3 separate regions of the Mus musculus genome follow, and all the other regions are linked to region 2. A link is a loop called in an ENCODE intact Hi-C map of the cell type or tissue named here. Cell type or tissue: heart. All regions are shown on one strand.

Region 1 (8,000 bases), 89 kb before region 2:
TCAGGAGGACTGGAACAGCAAAGCGAGCATCTTCTGAGCACAGAAACAGACAGTGGGATCTGTTAGTGCTTTAATCTGAGTCTGGCCCCAGTTCACCCGTGTCTGCTTTATCCAATCATTTATCCTTATGATTTTGATACAGTAAGCACATGATATCCAGAATCAGAATTGGAATACAGTGCCTCTTGCTTTGATAGACGGTTAGGATCAGAACTTGAGGGTATGACATTAAGAAAGGGGAGGTGGTGGTGGCGGTGCTGATGAGAAAGCCCTGTCTTTATGACATACCATGGTCTCCCACTTAGCTGTATCACCCTTGGCCACATCTGCTCACACCTTCGCTTGCGTGTATTGGATGTCACTGGATGCCTATCGCACTTACATCCTGAGCTAAGACTAATTCTGTCACTGTAGTTAGCTGTGTGTGAATCACTTATTTATGACAATTAAAAAACCAAATCCATGACTGGCTTTTTTTCCCTTGCCAGCCGACCACTGTCTGAAGTCCTTAGTTGGCTTGTGCTGAGCGAATAGAAAATTTAAAATTATTCTAAACTCAACTTAATTAGGGAGGGAAATGTGTAGCCAACCCCCCCCCCCCCGGTACAATGCAACTAAAACCAAATGTAAATGATTTTTGGATGATCCAAATTAGTTTTCCCTTCTGCCAGCTAGCATGGAGCACTGAGATTAGTGGAGTAATAACAAGGCCTTCTAATAGGTAGCTTTTGGAAGAGGTTCCGTTTGCATTGGGACAGCGCAATTGGGAAGATTGGCTTTTCCAAGCTCTTGTCTACATATTTATTTTTGGATTTATGATTCCAGCATACTGCATTTTAATTTGTCCTTCTTGTTGTGTGTGCAGTTGATTTTCATGTCTAGCTTTTATTTTGTCTTTGATGTGAATTTTTCTAATTTTCAAAAGTGGCAGCCCCCATTGCTTGCAGCGAGAGGGGGGGCAGGGGGAACCCTTCCCCCACTGTGCCTTGTTAAAATGAATAGTCTTACAAACAGAGCAGTAACAGCTCTCCCCCACCTTTGTCCCTGGTGACCTAAGGATTTAGAGGTTGCAGCTTGGATTCTTTTCTTCTTTGCTTCACACACACAACTGTCCCTTTCATATATGGAGAACCTTTGGATTTTGTAGGGGATGCAGCATATTGGCTTGTGTCTAAAGTGTGGCAGGGGTTCCTTAGGCTTTGGTTTGCAACAGCAGATACGAGAGAATTTAGATTATTGTAATGAATTATTTAGAGCTCACAAACAGCGAAGAGCCTTACTCCTCGTCTATTCCCGCTTTGAATCTATTTATCAATTTTACCTTTGAAACAAATTAATTATGAAAAGGGCCAGGCTACTGTCATTTCGTTTGGATGCTTTTGGCATCACTCTGGTGGGTGGAGGGTGTGGGGCAGCCTGGCCAGTGGCAGAGCATTGGAAAGCTGGCGTCGTTGCATTTGCTATGAGCAGATGATTATTCTTTTCCTCCTATGCACCATTCAGCCTGTAGGAAAAGAACACCCGATCAGGCTCCGTTACCCCTGGCGGTGGGCCAGCAGGCCAAATCCTGTCACCTTCGCTGCATGGCCAAGTGTCTTTATTACATGTCATAATTCTAACTTCTGAGCTTGATCCATGGAACCCTGATGTGACATCAGCTGCTCAGGGATGTGGGGAAAAAGAAGAGCTGCATTAGTGGTCGTCGCTAGGTGGGGTTCAGGGGAATGTGAGAAAAGGACGCGAATTGTCTTTAAGCAGGTGTTTAAACAGATGCCATGCTACACTCCTTTCTCATGCCTCCTAGAATTTGAAATGCACTCTCCATTTCTGTTGACATGGATTGTTGATTCGAGACTGAATAGAAATGTTCTTGCCACACCTCCTAGGAGGCTCCAGGTTAGTGGCTAGCCACTCGTGTATATGAAGGTTTTGTTGTCTTGACCCGTTCCTTGGGTTCATGGGCAATCCTGGCCTTCACAGATCTGGTAGGACGGTAGGCTGAGTTACAATGCTCAAGTCAGTCTGGGGTTGACTTGGGATTAACTAGGACTAGATCAACTTTTCTTCTCTAAACTACATTGCGGGTTAGGAAATGTAGTAGGAACCAGAGAATAACTTAAAACAATACAGTGGTCACTAGCATCCATTTCTCGTGTAAGGCGTTCCCCAACTCCTTCTTTTGTGCACAAGTCTGTTATTTTTCAGTGTTTAGGGCTTTCCCAGTGAAGCCTAGACTGTGCTCCATGGTGAAGGACTGTGCAGACCCTCTGGAGGGCCTTGGCAAGCCTTGCAGGGAGTAGTGGTACAGGTCCTAGCCATTTCCCCAACCCTGTCGTTACTGTTGAGCATTCTCAGAAAACGGTCTGCGAGGGAGGGAGCGCCTCCATGAGCCTCCCCTCCCCCATCGCCTTTCGAAAACTTTTCCAGTTTGGCTGCTGAATGAAAGCAGGAACTTTATTTAGAAGTGAGGAGGGGAGGGGAACGCAGCTCTGGGTTGACACCCTTCTGGTGCTTATCCATAAATATGAAATGGTGTTAGAACACCAGACACCAGAGAGCTTTCCGATTGGCTGCTGGTGATGTCATCTTGTCATTAATGCTGTGCTCAGAAAATAAACTGATCTGCCTGTTTTCTCCCCCTACCCCTTATTTAAAAAAAAAAAAAAAAGAAGAAGAAAAGAAAGAAAAAAGGAAAAAAAGAACCCTGAAATGTATGAAATCCATTTTGTCATCTAAAAGGAGGCACTTCAGTTAGGACATTTTGAACGAATTATTATATTTCTCATGTGCTCTGTCCTTTTGGCCTTCACTTGAATACTGCCGTAATCACCCACAGGCATTCAGTCTGTCGCATCCTGTTGCTTTAAGAGGAAGACAGACGCTTTGCAACACCTGGGCACCACAGTTGACATTTGCAGACACTAAGTGCTAATGCAGAAGATAGGAATTCCTTCCTGTCAGCCTTGCCACATCCGAGTGTGCTGAGAGCCAAGGTTGGCACTTGCAAGGCTTGAAACAAGGGGTGGGTAATCGAAAGTACTTCTATAAAACGTGTGTGTGTGTGTGTGTGTGTGCGCGCATGTGTGCACGAGCGCACATAGTGTATTATGCATATGTGCATATTTGTGTGTATCTTTGTATATGAGTATGTGCAAGTGTGTGCGGGTATGATGTAGACATGGGTGTTTTTATTAGTCTTCACATTATTTTTTTCACTGTCTCTTACTATACCTGGAACCCCATGATTTGGCTGTGCTTCCTGGCACCAAGCACCAGGTCTCGTCCTGTTTCTCCCTCTCCAACAATGGACTTATAGCAGTAGCATACTTCCAGGTTTGGCTTTATATATCGGTGCTGGGGAACCCAAACTCAGATCCTCATGTTGGCACATATAATACTTTACTAACTGGGCCATCTCCTTGCCCTTTAACATTGATTTCTTAAATCATAATTTTCTTAGTCTGACTCGGCTGCCTTTTGTGTGTTGTCAGTCAAATCTTAATGAGTCTGCCTTTGCACCTTGCTGATCTGGGATGTTTATTTACAGACGCGTGTTGAGTGGGAGGAACACACTTGTGACATGTCCTAGGTGTGTATAGGAAAAACCCAATGGTATTCTGGGTACCTAGGAGTGATGCTCTCAGAAGGGAAGCTACTCCCTGGCATTTCTCTAACCACTGAATTGAGTTTGGATGTTTGGGGGTTTGAGACAGTTAGACAACCAACCCTTCATCCCTACTGGTTCTGTATTTATATTTATAACCATTTCCATTAACCATTGGGAAGACTTGTGTATAGCTATAGCTCCTTCAGTTGAATACAGAACTGTCTTTTAAAAGGAAAGTCACGATTCTCTATTGTTATAAAGTTTGCTTGAATAAATGGCCTTCTCCTTTTCTGTAATATTTTACTTTGCTCGTGAGTGATCATAATAATGTATCTCCCTGTATGTCTGGGACTGTTGAATCTCACCAGATCCGAACCCAAATGTTATATGACTCCCCGCCATGCCATCTTCAAGCCCTGTCTTCAGTGAAATGTCTTTGGGAGTCTCTTTCACTCCCTGATGAAATGGCTGTCCAAGGTTGTTTTTCCCAAGGTGCAGGCACAGCACTTGAATTAGCAAAAATGTCCTGCCAGCAGGTGCAGCTCATCGCAGCAGTGCAGCCCTGGCTCAGGTTCCAGTGGCTCAGGTTCCAGGGAGCTGCCGGATTCCTTTTCAAGTGTCCCCTCATTTTCACAAGGTTAGAAACCATAGATTTAGCAATCTCTGGGGGTCAAAGGGAAAAGGGGGAGACAATGAGTCTCATTCATCCTTAGACGCTCTAATGAGTCATGGGGACGGTCTCTTTTCCAGGTTAGAGCTGTGTCTCTCTGGCAGGCTGTAATTATCTGTGAGCTGAGACACGAAGTGATATCAACACACAAAAGCATTTCAGGAATAGGTTTTTTGAAGATGAATCACCCAAGTCCATGTCCTGCTCAGCCTTTTTTTTTTTTTTTTTTTTTTTTTTTCTGAGGGGCTGTCTGGCTCCCTCTGCCTGGCTCCCACTTGATCATGTGACAGCTGTTTGCAGACTAAATGAAAGAAGCCATCATTCAGTGGCAGGAAACCTAATCCTGGACAGGTGCAGTTTGAGTAAAGACTCTGGGCCTGAAGGGCAGGGCCTTTGCAAAGTCCCCAGCTTTTGCAGATGGTGGGTGTGGGAGGAGCAGGATTCGATTCCCACAGTCCCATCTGCGGCCCCTAGACTGTCCTTCCCGGGGAGAGGCCTATCCTTTGTCCAGATATTGCTGAACTTTTGAACCCAAGTACACTCCACAACATTTGGGAGGCTGTGTTCACGCCTCACCCTCAGATAAAGCTGCCGCAAACTGAAGGAAACAGTAGCCAGACCCGTTTTCCTCTTCCTCCAGTGATGTGAGGGAGCTAATTAGAAATCAGCCGTCCAGCCGCTTCCTCCCCTTGTACTTGGGTTCTTTTTTCCCCTAAAAGATGCTTATAGACACGAACAAAGGCCGGATGCCGTATTAGGCCTTCTCATTAAGTGCTCCCTGTCAGATGTGTCTGGTTTACACACCACTTTTTCCTTCTGCCCAGGCCAAATGGGATCCCAATGGGTGTTAGAACCCCTCCCCCCATCAAGTTGTATTTTTCAATGTCTGAAACTGCCCCTCAAAAAAGAAAAAGGAAAACCTGCCACATTGCAGTTTTCTTTGTTCTCAATTACTGATGGCTATTGAGAACTAACTCAGGCGCCAGGTGTGTAGACACCACATTATCACACCTAAATCTTTGCGCACTTGGCAAACACTGAGACTGCCTACACCCTCAGATGAAGCGTTTGTGGGAGAAAACGAACAAATAGCCAGATAGACAGCATTAATAGAGAAATATGGAGAGAAAGGATAAGAATTGAGAGTAGTCTGGGCTAGAACCCAATCTATTTGAAGGAAAGAAATGATTAGGGTGGGAGTGCGGGCATGAAGCATTTGCTAAGCAGTCTACTGCTCTGAATAGATCCCTAAGTTCCTGTGGCTTGGAGATCAAAACTTAGAAATCCACAATTATACCACATAGATTCTCCCTAGTCTATATTTAGTATATAATCTCTACACTTTGGCTACATATGGCCTTGAGCTCCTCTTAAGAGCTAAAAATGCAAGTTGCTGCCGCCCACTCTGTCCCAAATCAGGATGGCACATAATTGCATCAGGGATCTTGCTTTGAGGAAGGAGGTGGAGATCAAGTCATCAGTGGGCAGCTTCCCCTCCCCCCAACCCCCATGAGCACCCTTAGAAGAAGCTCAATATGCAAGATAAATGTATGAATGATGTCTCTGTAAGAATTCATTTATCCCTTCACGACTTCAGTAGACCATCTCGTGGGGGTACTTGAAAGTTGGAGCGAGATTCACACTAGAAGTAAACGCTCATCATGAAATGGACACGAGATGCTAAACAGCAAGAACAGATGGGCTTGACTGTCAGAACTGTCCGAACATCTACTGTCGGAAAGGAAGACAGTAGAAAGCCCAGTGGCTTGCTGATCTCTTTGAACTGGAGTTGGAGGGATTTGAAAGTGAAATGCTTCCGAAGGCACGTGGGTTTGAACACTTGCTCCCCAACTGGTGCCCAGCTATCTTTGGGAAGGCAATAGAACCCTTAGGAGGTGGTGTCTCACTGGAGGAAGTGGGCCGCTGGAAGCTGGGCTTGAGGCTTGATTATCTAAACCTGCTTTCTATTTACTGTTTACATGACTTCAAAGATGCAGTGTGACCATCTGCCTCCCTAAACTGTAAGCCAAGGTAAACCTCTCTGTCCTTAAGGCGCCTTTTGTTGGTCATTTTTGTTATAGAAACAAGAAAGCTAACTAATGGGAGTTACCGTGTAAAAACTCTCAAAACCATAATTTAGGAAAGCATCCATTTGCTGACCCTACCATCTTGGATTCTTTGTGCACAGCTAGGAAGGCATAGAGCGTTGGCAGTAGATTTGAAATGCAGATGGTGACAGGCAGAAGGATTCTGAGGCTGAGGAGGTGATTCAGGGAAGTCATGAACCAAGGAAGTGGCAGGGCTTTGCTAGCACAGACCAAAGGAGCCATGTGGCAATTTGGGGTGGGGTGGTGGGGTGGAGGGGCCTGGCTTTAAATTGATTTATTGAGCACAGTGTGTTGTATCCTGTGTTGTGACACAAGTGTGCAAAGCAAGATTCCCCTCTGAGACAGAATAGAAATCTGTACCACTGCTCAGTGTATTGTAGGGGTTGGGAAGTGGGATGGGAAACTCTGAGCACAATTCTCAAAAGAGCCCAGAAGAGCTTTGGATAGCAGCTGGCTTTGAAGAAACCTTCAAGGGAAGGTAATATCTAAACTGGTGTGCCGAAGGGGGCTAGAGGTTTGTTTGTTTGTTGTTTTTAACATTTTAAACATTTTTCCTTCCCAGGGGTAAAAAAAAATGGAAGAGTGGTAAAGTACCTGGAGAGAGTGTGAAGTGAGAGAGCATGGGTGGGGGGTGGGACGGGATGGAGTAGCAGACAGAGATACCTTTAGTCAGGGCTGGGTTTCCCCCTAATTCATTTGTTTGCTAAGCAAAAGCATCTAGAATTTATGGGGTGGCCAATCCTTCTCCCATCAAATGAGACAGTCGTAAGGATGTTGCACCTTCTGCTTGGACCAGGAGGGCTGTGCTCAGTTTCATCCCCCATAGAGAATAAGCTCTCTGAGGGTGGATGACCACTTTCAGAAGTGACTCCTATCCTGTGAGACAACAGTAGGCACTAAAAACTAATTAAAAGGTGCTTACTATTTACCTCATTAAATAGAATACTGTCTCTGAGAATATTTGTACACATTATTTTTGTCTTCTAATAACGAGAAATGGGGAATTAAAAACTAATAAAGAGCAATTTGTTAGCTCCTCCTTCATCTTTTCTCCCTTGCCACATACTCTCGCTATACTCCATATCCAAACATTACTCTTTCTTCTTGGACCCTAGCCTCAAACAGTAAAGTCCCCAATATCAAATAATACTGAAGTTGTGATGGTTCTTGGAACCAAGCTTATTGAAAGCCAAGTACTTATTCTCTTCATAGTTCCTCATAGATCCATAGCTATAGAATATGGGATCTGATGAGTTTTACACAGTTGTGAACTTCCCACTTGAGCTGTTACAGCCTTAAGGACAGACTTCTTGAGATGCGGAAGGGCCACATTCCTACAGCGTACAGGAGGCTTATTCTCACAGCTGGCTGGTTTGCATCTCTGCAAAATATTCATGAGACAGAAAAAACTCTTCACCCACCCTGAAGGATGCCAAATCCAGGTGGGAAGCAATGGTCTTGATGAATTTTAACACTTGTCAGTTCAAAAATGTTCAGGAGAACAAATTAAAGAGAACAGGTAGCTTGGCTCTGTGCTATCATCCTCGAGTCATCGATGCGGACATTTCTTTCTTACTGTACCTTTGAAGTTAAGCATTGGAACGCAAGAGTAGAC
Region 2 (8,000 bases):
AGAGACAGCAGTATTTTGAAAACATCAATGGAGCTCAAAGTCTGCATTCCTTTTGAGGGGCCAGCACCTGTGGGAGGAAGGCAGGCTGTTCCCATTTGACCTTCAGCTGGGTAGCAGGGAGAGGTACTTCAGAGGTTGTAATGGTTCTATGTGCCAGTGTCTCCTGAATGCACCTGCCCTGCCCCTGTGGTCAGAGGGGGAAAACAAGGCGACAGGCAGAAATAGTCGAGGCATTCTTCCCACCCCCTTTGCTGCTGAGAGCTTGCATTGCAGACTGCGGAATCCCAAGGTGATAGATGGTGGGTGGAGGAGATGTGAAAGTAACCACACAGCCCGCTGAGCAATCACACTGCCATTTCCCAGGTCCTGGGAAAGCCCAGGCAGAGATATTAGCACACTTAGCCCGAGTCCTCTGTGAGTAGTCTTCAAGAATAAAGACTTCATTGATGTTACAGATGGGTTCTCATCATGCATGAATAATTCCTGAGCGTGGAATTAGCTGCCTGGAGTGGTAATTCCCCTCCTTTAGACCACTCCTATTACTCCAGCAGTTGCTTGTAGTTCCTGAAGAACTAAATATGCAATTCAGTGGCTCTGCATGGAATATTCCTTCTGAATAAGGTGTGAGTTAGCTCACAAAGTTGTCTGTGATTCATTGATTGTGCATTCTTTTGTTCCACAATCACTTCCGGGTTGTCTGTGATAAGGCAGGACATGAGGTCAAGGTTGGAAATGAGTCGCTGGTCCTCATACATGCTCAAACGTACATTCATAGACTCATACACAGACACACAAACACTGGATGTGATGTTGAGGCTGGAAATGCATTTTTGACCCTCCCCATGGACCTAGTGGCTTATAGTCATGGTGCCTTATAATCCCCCATACCCTAGTTTTGTGACAGCTGACAGGTTTTTTTGTTTTGTGTTTTCCCTTTGGTGGTAAAATGGTTCTGGGTATTTATTTATCTATATCTATCTATTTGGTTTTGCCAGACAGGGTTTCTCTTTGTAGCACTGGCTGTCTTGGAACTTCCTCTTTAGACCAGGGGGTCTCAGGCTAAGAGATCTGCCTGCCTCTGCTTCCTGAGTGCCAAGTGGTTTTACTTATTTATTCTTAACATTTATTTTTATAATGTGTGTGTGAGAGAAGAGGGAGGGAGAGAGAGAGAGGGAGATGGATGTGCAGATACCAGTGGAAACCAGAAGAGGGTGTTGGAGCTTCTGGCACTTGCCTGTTTGTATCCTTTATAGGTGCTGGGAACTGAACTGAGGTTCTCTGTGAGACCAGCAAATGCTCTCGTTCTTCTCTCCAGCTCTGGTTAAATATTTCTATTTCTGTGACCCAAGTTTGTGCTCCTGTGAGTTCTGGAGTATGGCTGGAGCAGTCAAAGAGCTTAGCTGTTTATGGGAAAGTTAGAATCAGTGCTTTGATTCCCCGTGGGGCTGCTTTTCCTCAGTTTCTACCACTGTGTATCTTCACCCTCTTCCTGCCTCTCATAAGCATGCAGTTTCCTGAGACTTGGGAAAGCATGGATTTCCACAGATGTTGGAAAATCTTCAAACTGTGCCGAGCTATGGTCTTCAACACAGAGGAGCATTGTTCTCCGTGCTCCTTTGCTAACCCCAGCCCTGAGGCAGCTATGGTGATTTTCCCTTGGCTTTCTGAACTTCAGAACTGTGGTTCAGATCTGTATGACTTAAGATGAGTCCTCCACATTCAGTTTTCCTGGTAATGCCAATGGACTCAGCCACTGTGTCTGGTGTCTGTTTTTGTAAACAAGCATCCCATTAGAACATGGACAGGTTTCTCTATGTCTTTAGCTATCTATGGGCTGTAGGATGCAGCTAACTCATCAGGGCACAGTCTGGCTCACAGAGTCCCAAATACTTGCTACCTAGTTCACCTTCATAGAAACATATAAACGTAATAGCCTCTCTCTCTCTCTCTCTCTCTCTCTCTCTCTCTCTGTCTCTTCTTTCTTTCTCTCTTCACAGAAACATAAACTTAAAAATCTTCCACTCTCTCTTTGTGTGTGTGTGTCTCTGGATGTATACTTTGAATTTTTAAAAGATATATATATATATATATATATATATATATATGAATACACTATAGCTATCTTCATACACACCAGAAAAGGGCATCAAATCCCAGTACAGATGGTTGTGAGCCACCATGAGGTTGCTGAGAATTGAACTCACAACCTCTGGAAGAACAGTGAGTGCACTTAACCAATGAGCCATCTTTCCAGCCATCATCATCATCATCTTCTTCTTCTTCTTCTTCTTCTTCTTCTTCTTCTTCTTCTTCTTCTTCTTCTTCTCCTCCTCCTCCTCCTCCTCCTCCTCCTCCTCCTCCTCCTCTTCCTCCTCCTTCTTTTTTTTTCAAAGACAGGGTTTCACTGTAAAACCCAGGCTAGCCATGAACTCATGAAGTCCTCCTGCCTCATTCTACCAGTAATGGAATTACAGCAGTGTGCCCTACTCTAGATTTTAAGATATGTTATAATATAATGCATGAACTTTCTTTTAGAAACTAATAGTTTAGCCCCTTGCCCCTTAGTGTTAGTCTATGGTGTGTGTCTTTGTGTGTGTGTATATATCAAAGGTTGATAGTGAATGTCTTCTTCAATTGCTTCGTATCTTACATTTTGAGATAGAGTCTCGCATAGGACCTGGAACTCAATGATTCCCCTAGGCTGGCTGGCCAGCAGGTTCCATGGAGTCTCTGGTCCCTACTTCTGCAGTCCTGCGATTAGAATACCCATAGTGCCTGGCTTTTCTTCCCACTGTGGTTGCTGGAGCTCAAACTCAGCTTCTCGTTCTTATATAGCAATGCACTTGACCAGCTGAGCTCTCTCTCCTGCCTCTTGTCTGAGGAAGGGGAATTGTCAGTGTACAATGTTCCTGATACCTGCCCTGTACAGAACAGGGTGTGGCAGTCTGACTCCCAGCCCTTTGCTGGAGTTCATGTCTGCTGGGTGGGTGCACAGTCGAGCACCCCACATTGCTAATGAGGCATTGTTTTGTCTTACTGGGTGCCTGGTCCTATGGAACATGAGCTCTGGTCAGGGTGAAGTTGAAGGTTCCATCTGTGGAACACGAGCCCAACGAGGCATCTGTCCAGTGGCTCTTTGATTTAGGACTTGCCTCCAGAAATGTAAGAAACCAATTTCATTGTTTGCAAAGTACCCAATCTAGGGAATCTAAGGGCTTTTTGTTTTTGTTTTTGTTTTTGTTTTTTTTAGCAGTAACAGACTCTACACTAGTGGTGTGTTTTTCCCTAGGTGGGGTGTTTGAAGCCTCTGAAGATGGTCTGTGGGTTATAGTCCAGCAAATGGTGACTGGTGGGTGGGCCCCAGCCAACACGGTCTGACCTCCCCCAGTCCAGGGTGCTCTCCTAAGCTCTGGATTGTTGGCCAGTGGAAACACCAGGCAGGTAGGCAGCTTCCCCTGAAGGTCAGGCCAGTGCAGGGTTTGTCCCTCCCAGAGCAGTTGTTCACCATCCCCCATCCCCCCTTCTCAGGCTTTCTTGTTTCCTGGCCCTGCCTTCCTTTCCTTGGTGGTGTCTACCCCTTCCTGTGGCACTTCATAGCACCCTTTCTTTCTTCCCAAGGGATTTTATAGTTATTAGAGATAAAGACAGGAAGTCTGTAATGAAGTACCAACTCTCATGTGTGCCAGATTCTCTCTCCGCCTCCCTCTCCCTCCACCTACACCCCCCCCCCCCGACACAGAGACAGACAGACAGACAGACAGACAGACAGACAGACATGCATTAAAGGGCAGCCTCAGAACTGTGCTGATGAGGGCTCTTTTCCCAGGCCGCCCACATCCTGCCCCACTGCAGTAGATAGACAAAGTGGGGCTCAGCACACTGTTCAGGGACACTGCTTTTGCTCAGGAATCCAGGACTCTGCCTGGCTGTATGGGAATGTTAGCTCACATCTGTTCATAAACAGCTCCAGGAGGCCTGGGTTAAATTACTACAGACCACTGCCAGCCCTTCCCCAGTAATCCTCTAAAGATGGCAGGTAAAGATAGACTGAGGAGGGGCAGGGCCTTGTCTAACAGCCCTGTATCAAATAGCCAGAGAGCTGGAGAGTCGGGTTGCTCCAGGAATACCCTAATCTTGATTGTATTGTTTTTCCTGTCCCAGAAGGGAGGGTTTACTCTGGGAGGTGGGAGGAGTGTCAGGGCTGGGGTTGCTGGCACCCTGTAAGGAAAACCCACAGACAGCTTGTTCCATTTGGAAGTCTCAGCAGAAATGGCCAGTGGACAGGCATGTCCCTGTTCCTAATCCTTGCAACTGTGGGACACACACAGGCTGGCAAGTGTCCTGGAGCTGCAGGGGAGGGACTGCTGACAATAGGGAGGGAAACCGACTTTGGGCTTTGTGGTGTTCTGGAATCATTATCCGAGTGCACACAGGGCAGGTGACCACACGTGGGACAGGGGTGCGTGTGATCCCTCTCCTGTTGTGTTGGCAGCACTCAGAAATGTCCACAACAGCTCAGGGATTTATACTTCCTGTCCGGCCTCTCAGGGCTTCTGTGGATATACTTAGCAATTACAATCCTGGTTTGGGAATTTCCCTGGGATGGGCCAGGACTTGTTTCCAAAATAACACCTTTCAAAGCAGCCAGAGCCTTTAAAAAATTAGATAATTGTGTGATATTTATAAAACGAATTACATTGTGTTAACAATGTCTGTGCAGATGGTTCCGAGGCTGTGGTAAATAACACCTTATGATTCATTAAGGGCAGCCAGAGAAAGGGCTTTCTAACTGAGTTATTACTGCACAGTTGAGTCTTTATCCCCCCCCTCCCCCCCCCAAAAAAAAAGGTAGTCAACTCTCAAAGTAGAGAAGTACATTTGTGAGGCAGAATGATTAGCCATGGTGTGCAGGGGGCGGGGGTGGAGTGGGGAGCACGGTCGGATTGTCCAGATCCATTCACTCATACACAAGTGTTGTAAACCTGCTTAGCACCGCGTACCAAGAGTTAGAAAGATGCTTGTTGTGTCCCTCCTGCTGGTGAGGGAGGCAGATGTATAAACAGATAATTGTCTTCGAGTGAGTTAAGTGCTAACAGACGTGGGGAAGAAATGTCCTAATGGTATGAGGGCTATCAGTTTACATTGGAGTTGGGGAGGGGGAAACAGTAGCTCCTCAGAGGATGCCACATTTGAGAAATATGCGAGGAGGGAGAATTCTGTAAACAGAGAAATGGGCTTCCTTAGGATTCTCTTATTAACTTTGTAGTACCCCAGGACCTTTGCACATGTTCAAGTTGTCAAATCTATGGTGTGTGTGTGCACTTGCGTGCACCACAGTGGGTACGGAAGCCAGAAGATAACCTCTGGTGTTGGTTTTCATCTTCCACCCTGTTTGAGGCAGGATCTGTTCTGGTTTCCTGCAGCTGCATAGACCACACTAGCTGGCCCACCCACTTCCAGGATTCTCCCAACTCTGTCTGCCAGGAGCTCTGGGATTATAAGCCCACACGACCATGGCCCACTTTCTTCTGGTTCTGGGAGTGGGAAGTCAGGCTCTCAGCCTTGTGTGTGAGCGGGTCCTCACTGAGCCACTTCCATCTTGTTCCTACTGGCTTCAGTTGTCCTGTCCTGTCCTGTCATCCGACTGGCTTACCTTTGCTGCTCCTAATCCACCTGCTTGGAAAACTTTTTTTTTTTTTTTTAAACCTGGTTCGACCTGACAGAAACCAGATGCTGTGTTGCTTCTTCCTCAGGAGAGCCTGTCTTCTCAGGCTCAAGATCAAGTCCCCTGCCTCACTCACCAGGTGCTTCTCCTTCCTGCCATTAGCAGCGATACATTTTCCCTATTTGCATGCTTATTTGCATAATGTGCTTTTTCAACAGACAGAGCCCGCCTCTCTTTGTTCAACCTTTTTTTTTTCCCCTTCCAGATAAACATTTGTTAAATGCATTGGATGAAGGGCATTGCAGTTGTGTAAACAGCAGCAGTCAGAGAATGCCTAGTGGCTGGGTTTTGTGGTTTGAATCTCAAGTATTCCCACCATGTTTGTGCCTTAGATGCCTGTTGGATCCAACAGCATTGGATCAGCTAATGGCATTGATATTTGAGACTGAGGGACTCTTAGGCTGTAGGGCCTATTTGGCATAAGTAATTCACTTGGGATGAACCTTTGAAGGCTGCATCTGCCTCTGGTTCTGTTCCTCCTTTTGGTCTTATGTGATGAGAACAGCCACTGCAACCCCTCTGCACGCACTGTCCCAGGTTGGGCTGTGTGCCATGCCTTTTCTCCATGATGTACCTGCACTGTGAAACCGTGAGCCCCAAAGAAGTTTTTCCTCTCCTCGGTTGCTCTGTCCCAGCACTGTAAGAGTAGCTAGTGCTCTAGGCATGCTGGATCTTGAGGTGTGTGGTTTGTAGAAGGATGAAGATTAACCTGTTGAAGATGCTTTGACGATCTAAGTCTCTGTTTATGTATTAACTCATTTAATATTTTTATGTATTAAGAGAAAGATCAAAGGTCTACCTCTTAATTACTAAATTATCGTTATCAGGTAATATAAGTTGATACGTGGTAATAAAGTATTATCAAAATTATTTGCCAGAGGCCTTTTGTCTTAGATATGTTCTTTTAAAATTGTAGTCTGGGCTTAGCAGGTCTAGGACTTCCCACTAAGACAGAAGACCTGAGTGTGATCCCAAGATCCAGAAGAAAGGAAAGAAATTGACCCCCATAAATTGTCCTTTGACCTTCACACACACCATGAAACATGTGTGCCAAAGTACGTATACACACACACACACACACACACACACACACACACACAAATACAATTAAAAACTGTGGTCAGGATGCTGGATGCTGGCCTACTTAAATGCTCACTGTATAAACTTGAGGTCCTGAGTTTGAATTTCCAGTATTCGTCTCACACACACACACACACACACACACACACACACACACTGCTAGCACTGGACATGTAGAGAGAATCTCTGCAGCATCTTGGCTGTCTGGTCTTCCAGAATCCATGAGCTTAACTTTCAGTGAGAGAAAACACGTAATAAAAAGTAGAATAATAAAGCAATAGAGGAAGGTCTCAGTATGCATTTGTTGCGTGTATTCAAACACAGAGAGGAACATATACATATACGCTGTGTACAGATACACGGGAACTGTGGTCATAGAGAAAATACACCGCCTGTAATTGTCCAGCGGCAAGAGTTCTCAAAAGGTTAACATGACACAGATCTCTGGAATCAAGGCTGATTCACACAGTTTGACCTGTCGGTGTTCTTATGTGCACTGCTTTGGAAATAAAAGAGGTTGGGACAGAAGATTCTATGTCCAACACTAAGAAGTTTCGGGCTGCCTGGAGAGTAAAGAGAAGGGTCTTCACATAAGGTTATCTCCTAAATGCTTCTCCTTTGCCCTTGTTCTTGGCCAGGTGGTGGGAATGTGAAGCAAACAGGCTCCTGTCCTACCTCCAGGCTGGGCTGGAGTGTTTAGGCCAGAGTTTTCAGACCTCAGAGGGACAGGGCCTCCTGTGTCTGACCTCAGCAGGGAGGCTGCTTCCTTAGAACTCTCTCTGGCCTTCACTCAGGGGGCTGAGTGCAGCTTTCATGAGTCCAGTATTACAAGAAGCAATCAAAGATGCAAACAACCTCCAGTGCATCTTCCTGGCCCTGGAGACCTTGGGACTGAATACCTGCTCTGTCACTTCTGAACTCAGTGTCCTAGTCAATGTGAGTTAATTCCCCAGTCTAACTCCTTGATTTATAACGTGAGGATGTTAATGCAAGCCCACTTTGATGGCAAGAAATGGCAACTTAGCCTGTTGTAGATCAGGTGCTTGATAAGAGAGAAAATCTTTCTAGTTGGAGGGGGGGGGCGTTCAGTTTTGCTTAAGAAAGTCTATATTCATAGTGGCTACAAAAATAATGGAGACTTTGAGTGAAAGAAAATAATTCCCCAGCTGGGGGAAATGGCTTAGTCAATAAAGTT
Region 3 (8,000 bases), 130 kb before region 2:
GCTGTCATTGAGGTCCCAAGATGGAAGCTTTCATTCTGATGTTATGCAGGAACCATCTTTTCTAAGAAGGTCCTAGAAAGGGCATCACTGCACCCTGAGCCCCTCAATTGTGTCGTCGTCGTCGTCGTCGTCCTCCTCCTCCTCCTCCTCCTCCTCCTCCTCCTCTTTCTCTGGGTTTTGACCCATGAAAACTCCCAGGCGACAGAGAAATGAACGGACTGATTCTATGAAAGGCATTTCAGGGTCATCCCGAAGAGTCTGCATTTGAGGCACTTAAACGCTAAAATATTTGCTGACAGGTATTATTCTACTTCCAATGAACTGTCTTTCTGATCACATGGTACTACTGTGTTTTGCATCCAGAAACATATCTTTTCCCCTTTAGTGCAAAGGAATTGGCACCAGTATTAGTCACTGATAGGCTGGCTGAGATGTTTCTACCTGTCACTAGTGATGACTGATGGAGATTCTTTAGGTAGAAGATACCGCCAGGTCCTTGGGATTCTGTCTTATCTGGAGTTTTGCTCCTTAGTTTCCAATTCCAATTATGAGTAACTCCCTGTCTTGCTAGTAGTAGCCATAATCACATTACAGCAGACTTAAAACTTGTCATTTCTCAGCTCAATTTTTTTTAAATAGGGTAAACATTTTTATTGAATGTAAGATTGCTTTCCTTTATTAGGTTTTAAATGCTTTAACAAGGTTGCTTTTGTGCAGTAAGTACTGGACAGTCATGGAAGGCAGAGCCTGGCAAAATACTCTACTCATCTCACACTCTAGAAAGAAAAAGGGGAGGAGGAAGCTGGGACCCCATAATTCCCTTTGGGTGCATGTTTGCTAGTGACATATGGGACAACTCATAGGGCTCCTTTTCCCAAGGGCCCAGAGAACCTTCTAGTGGTGGCATTCTAGAGAGTAAGTGCCTAACACTTGGGCTAAACCTTAGCAATAACCATTGTTGGAAAATTCAAATGTGTGGCAGCTAAGTAATTCTAAGGCCATCCAAAGACCCAGAGATACTGTTAGAGTTGTTTGTTTGCTTGTTTGGGGTTGAGATACATAGCTTCCTCCCCGTTTCTATTTATTCTCTCTCTCTCTCTCTTGCTGACTGTGCATCCCAAGAACTTGATATACTCCTCCTGCCTCTTCCTTTCCAGTGTTGGGATTACAGGCATGCACCCCCGTGCCTGGCTATCAGCTTTAGATTCTAGTTCATTTGTGAGCAAACACTTCATATTAAGTTCACAAATGTGATTTCCTGGCTGTAAATAATTCTGTATACACTAGTGATGGGAATCAGTAAGCAGGTCCAGGATAGTGACCTTGGAGGGACTGGGAAGAACTCAGGTAGCTGGCCATCCAAGACTGTTACTGTAAATCTACTTCCTGTTTCCCACACCTTGACTAACTTCTGCCATCAAAAGGAAAGTAGAGGTTAATTAGCCTCTGTACTGGAATGGTCCATTTTACGGATTCATTGGCTCAGCTCTTGAAGCCTCGGCCTAGACCTCAGAGTAGAAGGCTGGAGTCTGAATAGGTCTTCTATTTAAATTCTTGTTTGTCCTACCCTCCTTTTGTGCTTCATTGGTCCTAGGAATGAAGAAGGGAGATAAGAGGTTGAAAATCAGATTCTTCATTTAGAGCGCAGCAGTACTTTGGAATTCTGAGTTGTCATTATTGGGTCTTAACTTCTTTTAGCTTGAGAAAAGACAGTGTTTCTGAGTGTTATACACGGTGGGGGTGGGGGTGCAGTGGGACCTGAGTTGTATGTAGCAAGGGTATGCATCATCTATTTGAGACTATATTTTTTGAGAAATACCATTTTTGATGCCAACAATTGTGATTGATATATTAGGCCAAATCATAAAAGACTGCCTATCTTTTGGTGTTTCATGCCTTTTGAAACAGTTCAGCCTTTTTTGTTTGACTTAAATGGAAGTCAGTGAGTTAGGCTATATGAGATCTCTATTTCTCTATTTGGAAATACAGGGTGACCTAGGGTTGGTTATGTGCCAACTCATGTAGTGTGTGTGTGTGTGTGTGGTGAGGGGGGGAAGAGAGGGGAGGGGGAGGGAGAGGCGGGGAGTAGGTGATTATATTCATGTGCCTGGGGTCAAAGGTCAAAGTAATGTTTTTGTTAGTTGCTTCCCACCTTTTCTTTTTTGAGACAGGATTTTTCTTGGGAGCCCAAACTCACCAGTTGAGCCAGGCTAGCTGGCTAGGGAGCCCTGGGGCCCTCCCACCTTCCTTTCCCCAGCTCTTGGATTTCTGGAGCACACAGCTGTGCCTGTCTTTCATGTGGGTGTTGGAGATCAGACTGAGGACATCATATTTGCCCTTGCTCAGTAAGGACTTTATGGACGGAGCCATCTCCTCGAGCCTGATTTTTTTTTTTAATTTATATTTCAATCATTAACAGAACTATGACATAATCATTTTCATTCTTTGGTTACTGTTGAGTCATTTATGAAAGATCTGAGACTTTTTAAAAGAAAGATTGATTTTCTTGCACAGTCACTGTGTATAAACTTCTATGCTTATACCAGACCCTTTCACACCAAGGGTTTGTTGCTTATTGATTCGCGCATATTAAAACCAGGATATGAAAGAGTCAGTTTACCAGTATGAACTAGAAAACCCTAAAGAACTTTAAAAAGAAAGAAGGAATGAAAAAGCCATCTGGGGCCTGAGCAGCAATTTGGGGTTTACTGATGCTCTGGTTGGCAGGCTGTCTGGGCAGCTGGATCTAGGTTGCACCCTGAGTATTTTCTCTTTCCATTTGGACAGGCATGGAGGTGTTGAGTCCGTAATCTGGACCTTGTGAGAGCCAAGTCCGTGTTATGGAGTAGTTCTGTTTTGCACACGGTTGTCCTAATTTCCCCTCTTCTTTACTTGCCCACTAGAAGGGAAAAAAGTAATCAGAGGTGTTGCTGGGTGGAGCCCTCCTTTGATTGCAATGCCCCAGGGGTTTCTAAGTTAACAAATTAAAGCTTTAGGGCTGACTGAGCCGCTTGCTTGGTCTTGGTGGGCGCAGCAGCTTTTCCGTGCCTTCTCATGTTCCTGCCCTCCCTTCCCACTCCAGAAAAGAAACTGAACTCAGAGGCTTTGCCTGAGGAAAGGCTGGCTTGAGGAGCCGAGGGACTGATGACCACAGCTGCAGAGAGGGAAGGCCAGCATATTCTTGGAAGGTGTGGGATGAGAAACGCACTCCCTTCCCTTCCCTGCTTTTGCAGTCATGCCTGGTGTGCCTCAGAGCTAGGATACACGGGCGGGGGAGGGTGGAGCGTGGGGAGGGCTAAGATTAGGGAGAGAGGAGGTGAAACTCTCCTGGGAGTTGGAGACCAGAAATAAACATCCAAAGGAGCTGGGACAAACCCTCTGGCTGCCCTCCTGAGGTTCAGGGGTGGATCAGGAGGGTCCGAGCCAGGGAGGCAGTAGCCTGAGTCTTGGAGGAGGAAGATCTCGCTGGCTGCCTCCTCCTCCTCTCTGCTGGGGTCCCTGAAGCCAGTGCAGGAAGTGGGCGGGATTCTGCTAGAGTTTATTGAAAAAACAGCTGCCTGGCTCCATTTCCCTCCCCCACAACGGCCCATCCTCGCTGTGGCTCAGGATAGAACTATGCTGTAAACTTTGGCATGAATCAAGCATGCTGATACTCTCTCAAACAGCAACTTTTTCTTTCTCTCCCCCCTCCCGCTTTTTTTTTTTTGGCACAGAGTCATTCGTTTGAGGCTGGGGGAGAGGAACAGAAAGACTAAATAAAATGTGGTACAGTGGTTCTAGAAATGATTTGATCTGGTCCAGTAAAGGTCCAGAGTTCACCGACTGGACCTGAAGGACCCAAGTGAGAATAAGGTCAGGAGCCAGTTTTTGAAAGTGGTGAGCAGACGTCAGGACTTGAAGGCCTGCTTGCTCTTTTTCTGTTACTGTCATAACGTCTTGGACAGAATCTACCCTAGGAAAACACTGTCAGTGCCTGTAAGTTTGTGACTTCGTTTTTTTGACCAAGAATTGCTTAGGAGGTTGAAGGGGACAGGAAATAGCTAGGAGCCAGGGTACCACTGGGCAGAAGTATATATGTGTGTGTGTGTGTGTGTGTGTGTGTGTGTGTGTGTGTGTGTATGTGCGTGTGTTGATTAGGACCCGCAGATGGCAAGCAGCAGCTGTTTTATGGTGTGAATTGTTTGCTCAGAAGATTTTCAGAAGCTAATTCTCCGTGGAGGTTGGTTTGCCAAGTGACTTGTTTCCTTTTTTCTTGTTTCCCGACCTATTTTCCTCTTTGTGTGTGTGTGTGTGTGTGTGTGTGTACCCTAGCTGACCTTGAGGCTCTAAGAGTTGCTTAAAACCTGAGACTGTTAAGTTCTGAGAGGGTTGCTTGCACCAGGAGGCTCCTGGCTCAGGTTTACTTCAGACCTGAAGGTGAGGGCGGATGCAAAGGAGAAGGCTGCAGAGGGAAGGGCTTCCCCTGTCTTGTCTGAGATCCGAAAGGCTGTGCCTGGCCCCCCTCTGCTCTGGCTTTACTGTGAACTCTTGCTCTTGCGTTGACCCTTTCCCTTGGCCTTCTATTAAACCTGACCTGTGTCTCTTCCTCCACTTAACGTGAGAGAATATTTTTTTTTTCAGGGACATTTATGAGTAGTGAGTTAAGATGTCTCTAAAATTCACTAGTGGTAGAGGCCTTAGGGCATGGTTAACCAGTTCTGTTATCCCCCTTCAATATTTTCTTTCTGTTAATACCCCATGTGTGGCTTGTATTTGCTTGAACAACTCGAGAAAGCATCCTCAGCTGTATTGTAGGAAGCAAAGTAACTCTCACGCTCTTGCATGAAAGCATGACACAGAGTCTGGGGCCCTGGGATGGTAGAACTTAAAAGGCCAATTAATAACATTTATTTGTTTTTGTTTTTGGAGAACCCAGGGCCTTGTGTATGCTAAACACAGGCTCTTCCAACTCTGGTCTACATTACTTATTAGTAATAGAGGTTACTTATTATTGTTATTGTTTTGTGTGTGTGGTATATGGTGTGTATGCATGTGTATGGGGTCATGTGTATGCGAGTGTACATACAGGCCAGAGACTGGTTATTATTGGTGTCTTCTTTAATTATTATTACTTTTTAGATTTAATATTCATTTTTATTTATTTTATATTATGTATAGATGTGTATGCATGAGCATGAGTTTGTATTCTTAAGTGCAGTGCTCACAGAGGCCAGAGATGTCAGATTCCCTGGAGTGGTCGTTAGGCACTTATGAACTACCAGACATAGGTGCTGGGAACAAAACTCAGTCTCTGCAGGCACATTGCGTGCTCTTAGCCCCAGGGCAGTCTCTTTACTCTGCAGTCCCCTCCACTTTATTTTTGAGGTAGTGGTTCCACTGAACATGGGACAGTGAACTGGAGCTCATTGCTTCAGCAAGATTAGCTGGAGAGCCAGCTCTAGGGATCCTCCTGTCTCCTTTTCCTGGCCACTAGAATTCCAGAGGCCTGTCACCATGCCTGGCTTTGTTCTTGTGAGTTGGGATAGAACTCAGGTCTTCATGTTTGCATAGAAAGCACTTAACCAGCTGAGTTCTCTCTCTCCAGACCAGAGCTGTCACTTCAGTGATTAATTTCACAGTGTGTGCACTGCATTTTGTGGGTACCTTAAAAGATACACTTTGGCCCAGTATCGTGGCACGTTCCTGTCATCCCAACACTTTCACAGTAGAGGCACCAAGATCAGAAGTCGAAGGGCAGCCTTAGCTACATTATACAGACTTTGAGGACAGCACAGGCTAGATAAGACTCTCAAAAAACAAACAAACAAACAACCCAAAGGCATTGAAACAAGGTAGAGCAAACTTGTTTCTAATTTATTGATGCACACATGAAATCTCTATGTAGAAAGCATGTTTAATATAAAAGGTCAACATTTCTATCTTCTATCAACAGAGAGAGGTATGGAAGTGGAAAGTCTATGAGGAAATGTTAAACACTGAGATCTTGCTTTCCTTGGTAGGCAGCATTGTAAATTTAGATTGGAAAGCATAATTGAAAACGGGAGCCTGCATGTGCAACATTATCTCTGCAAAGCATGTACGTTTATGTGAACCTGGATATGATCAGTAGCTGAATGCAGGCCACGGGCACATACAAGTGTTTTCTTTTCATGATCCCTCTCCTTAGCTTTTCCACAGTGAGCAAACACCTATTTTCCCCCCTTTCTAACATGTAACCGTTATTAAAATATAATGAGGTAGTGAGGAATGACTCTCTTGTCTACTTTACTTTCTGACGTGGTTCAATGAGTGTGAGAATTCAACAACCTTAGTGGGTGGAAAGTGGCTCTTCCAGGGGACCCAACACCCTCTTTTGTCCTCTGTGGTCACCTCCCACACATATGATATGTAGATACACGCACACATAACATTTATACATAGACACAGACACGCATACACAGACACACATATACAGCATGCACACATAGGCACAATTACAGACACACAGACACAGACAGACATACACATGACAAATCTTAAAAGACTTTTTAAATCTTCAAGAATTACTGTTTTATGTTTGTTCGTGTCTATAAGACTTTCAGTCTAGGAGAACTCTCCCAGTTCTACTTTAATGTGGTGAATCCTACTCCTGTTTTTAGTTTTCTTTGAGACAGGATTTTAGGTAGCTCAGACTGGCCCTGAACTCACCATGTATCTGAGGCTGACCTTGAACTCCTGATTATCCTGTATCCACCTCGTATGTAATTACAAGTGTGTACCACCATACCCAGCAACTAGAGTTAGTTTTGTTCATAATGATGTAATGTTCTTATTCTGCCATGTAGGCTACCCTGGAACTTACTATGTAGCCCTGGTTGGCCCTGAATTCATGACAGTTGTGTTTTTGCCTCCCACACAAAGGATAACAGGTTTGAGCCTCCAGCTCATCCCTGCCTTTCATTTTAAATACTTATTTCCGTCTTTTGCTGAAGCGCTCAGCTCTTCTTTTTCTTGGATTCAGAGGAAGTTCCCTTTTCCCTACTCCCATTATGCTTCTGCTTTTTTTCTGGTTTCTTGTTCCTCCATCTCCTTCAGTTGTCCACTGCCAAATATCTACTGTTCACTGCCCAGGAGACTATCCGTGACGCTTACTTGACGATGACTCATCACCAGAAAGCAGAGGTCACCTTTAAAGTTAAGTGCTTCTTGTGGACCCCATATTTGGCAGTAAAAATTGCAACCAGGCAGGAGCAATTTCAGTTCTCAATACATGCTTTTAATTGTTCAGAGATGTCTATAAAATATACTATGGCAAATTAAAATCGCTGTTTTTTAGTTTTGTTTTTTTTTAACCAAAAATGTGCTACCTAGAAAGCAGCTTTCTCTTGAATACGACATGCAGTGGCTGGCTCAAGCCTTTACTGTCTGGAATGATCAAGCTGTACTTGACATATGGTGCAGAGGTACCCATTCTGTATCCTTTTGTATCTTCATTCCAAGAGCATCTGAACTAGAAGTAGTACTACACGTGTGGTGGATTGATGGTGTCAAGTCCGTGCCATTCGTGTGCTTAAGTTTCACATCTGTCTCTCTGTTTTCCACCGAAGGAAATGGCACAAGCTGGATGTGAGTGCATACTCCTTCTCTTCCTCTCATTAACTCTAAACAGACCTAGTGTAGGACTTAGACTTAGCATGGAAATCTCTGCTCCATCTCCACCTCCTCCTCCCAGTGTATATCCAGTGTCTGCATGTGTGGCTGTGCATGTGAGTGTGTAGGTCAGAGGTTATATCTCACTCTATTGCCCTCATTTTCTGAGACTGAACCTGGCATTTACTAACCAGATGGATTGGCAGTAAGCTCTCTAGATTCCCTTGTTTTCCTAGTGCTTAGATCACAGGCATGGGCAAGCCAGGCCTTGTTTCTCTCCTCTCCTCTCCTCTCCTCTCCTCTCCTCTCCTCTCCTCTCCTCTCCTCCCCTCTCCTCCCCTCCCCTCCCCTCCCCTCCCCTCCCCTCCCCT

The links. Hi-C counts contacts between places; a loop is a spot of excess contacts. Peaks named below come from ENCODE experiments on the same cell type or tissue, not always from the same donor. Only the 100,000 strongest peaks of a DNase experiment are listed, where the experiment ranks them.
Region 1: a loop joins it to region 2, with 2.3 times the contacts of the local background. A loop is called at or near these places in 3 of 42 quality-filtered maps.
Region 3: a loop joins it to region 2, with 9 times the contacts of the local background. A loop is called at or near these places in 4 of 42 quality-filtered maps.

What each region holds. Positions count from the first base shown.
Region 1 is chr13:28,715,321-28,723,320 of GRCm38, reverse strand. The region is part of intron 3 of 2610307P16Rik (RIKEN cDNA 2610307P16 gene); the gene reads left to right. Among named protein-coding and RNA genes, the nearest start is that of Mir6368, 8.4 kb to the right of the region's middle. RefSeq lists an enhancer at 3,880-5,675. In heart, a CTCF peak has its summit at 4,772; a DNase peak (open chromatin) is centred at 4,830; H3K4me3 peaks cover 923 bases; H3K27ac peaks cover 1,893 bases.
Region 2 is chr13:28,626,024-28,634,023 of GRCm38, reverse strand. The region is part of intron 5 of 2610307P16Rik (RIKEN cDNA 2610307P16 gene); the gene reads left to right. Among named protein-coding and RNA genes, the nearest start is that of Mir6368, 81 kb to the left of the region's middle. In heart, no CTCF peak of the experiment used is centred here; a DNase peak (open chromatin) is centred at 4,333; H3K27ac peaks cover 2,821 bases.
Region 3 is chr13:28,753,498-28,761,497 of GRCm38, reverse strand. All of the region lies in intron 3 of 2610307P16Rik (RIKEN cDNA 2610307P16 gene), which reads left to right. Among named protein-coding and RNA genes, the nearest start is that of Mir6368, 47 kb to the right of the region's middle. In heart, no CTCF peak of the experiment used is centred here; a DNase peak (open chromatin) is centred at 3,487; H3K4me3 peaks cover 1,434 bases; H3K27ac peaks cover 3,868 bases.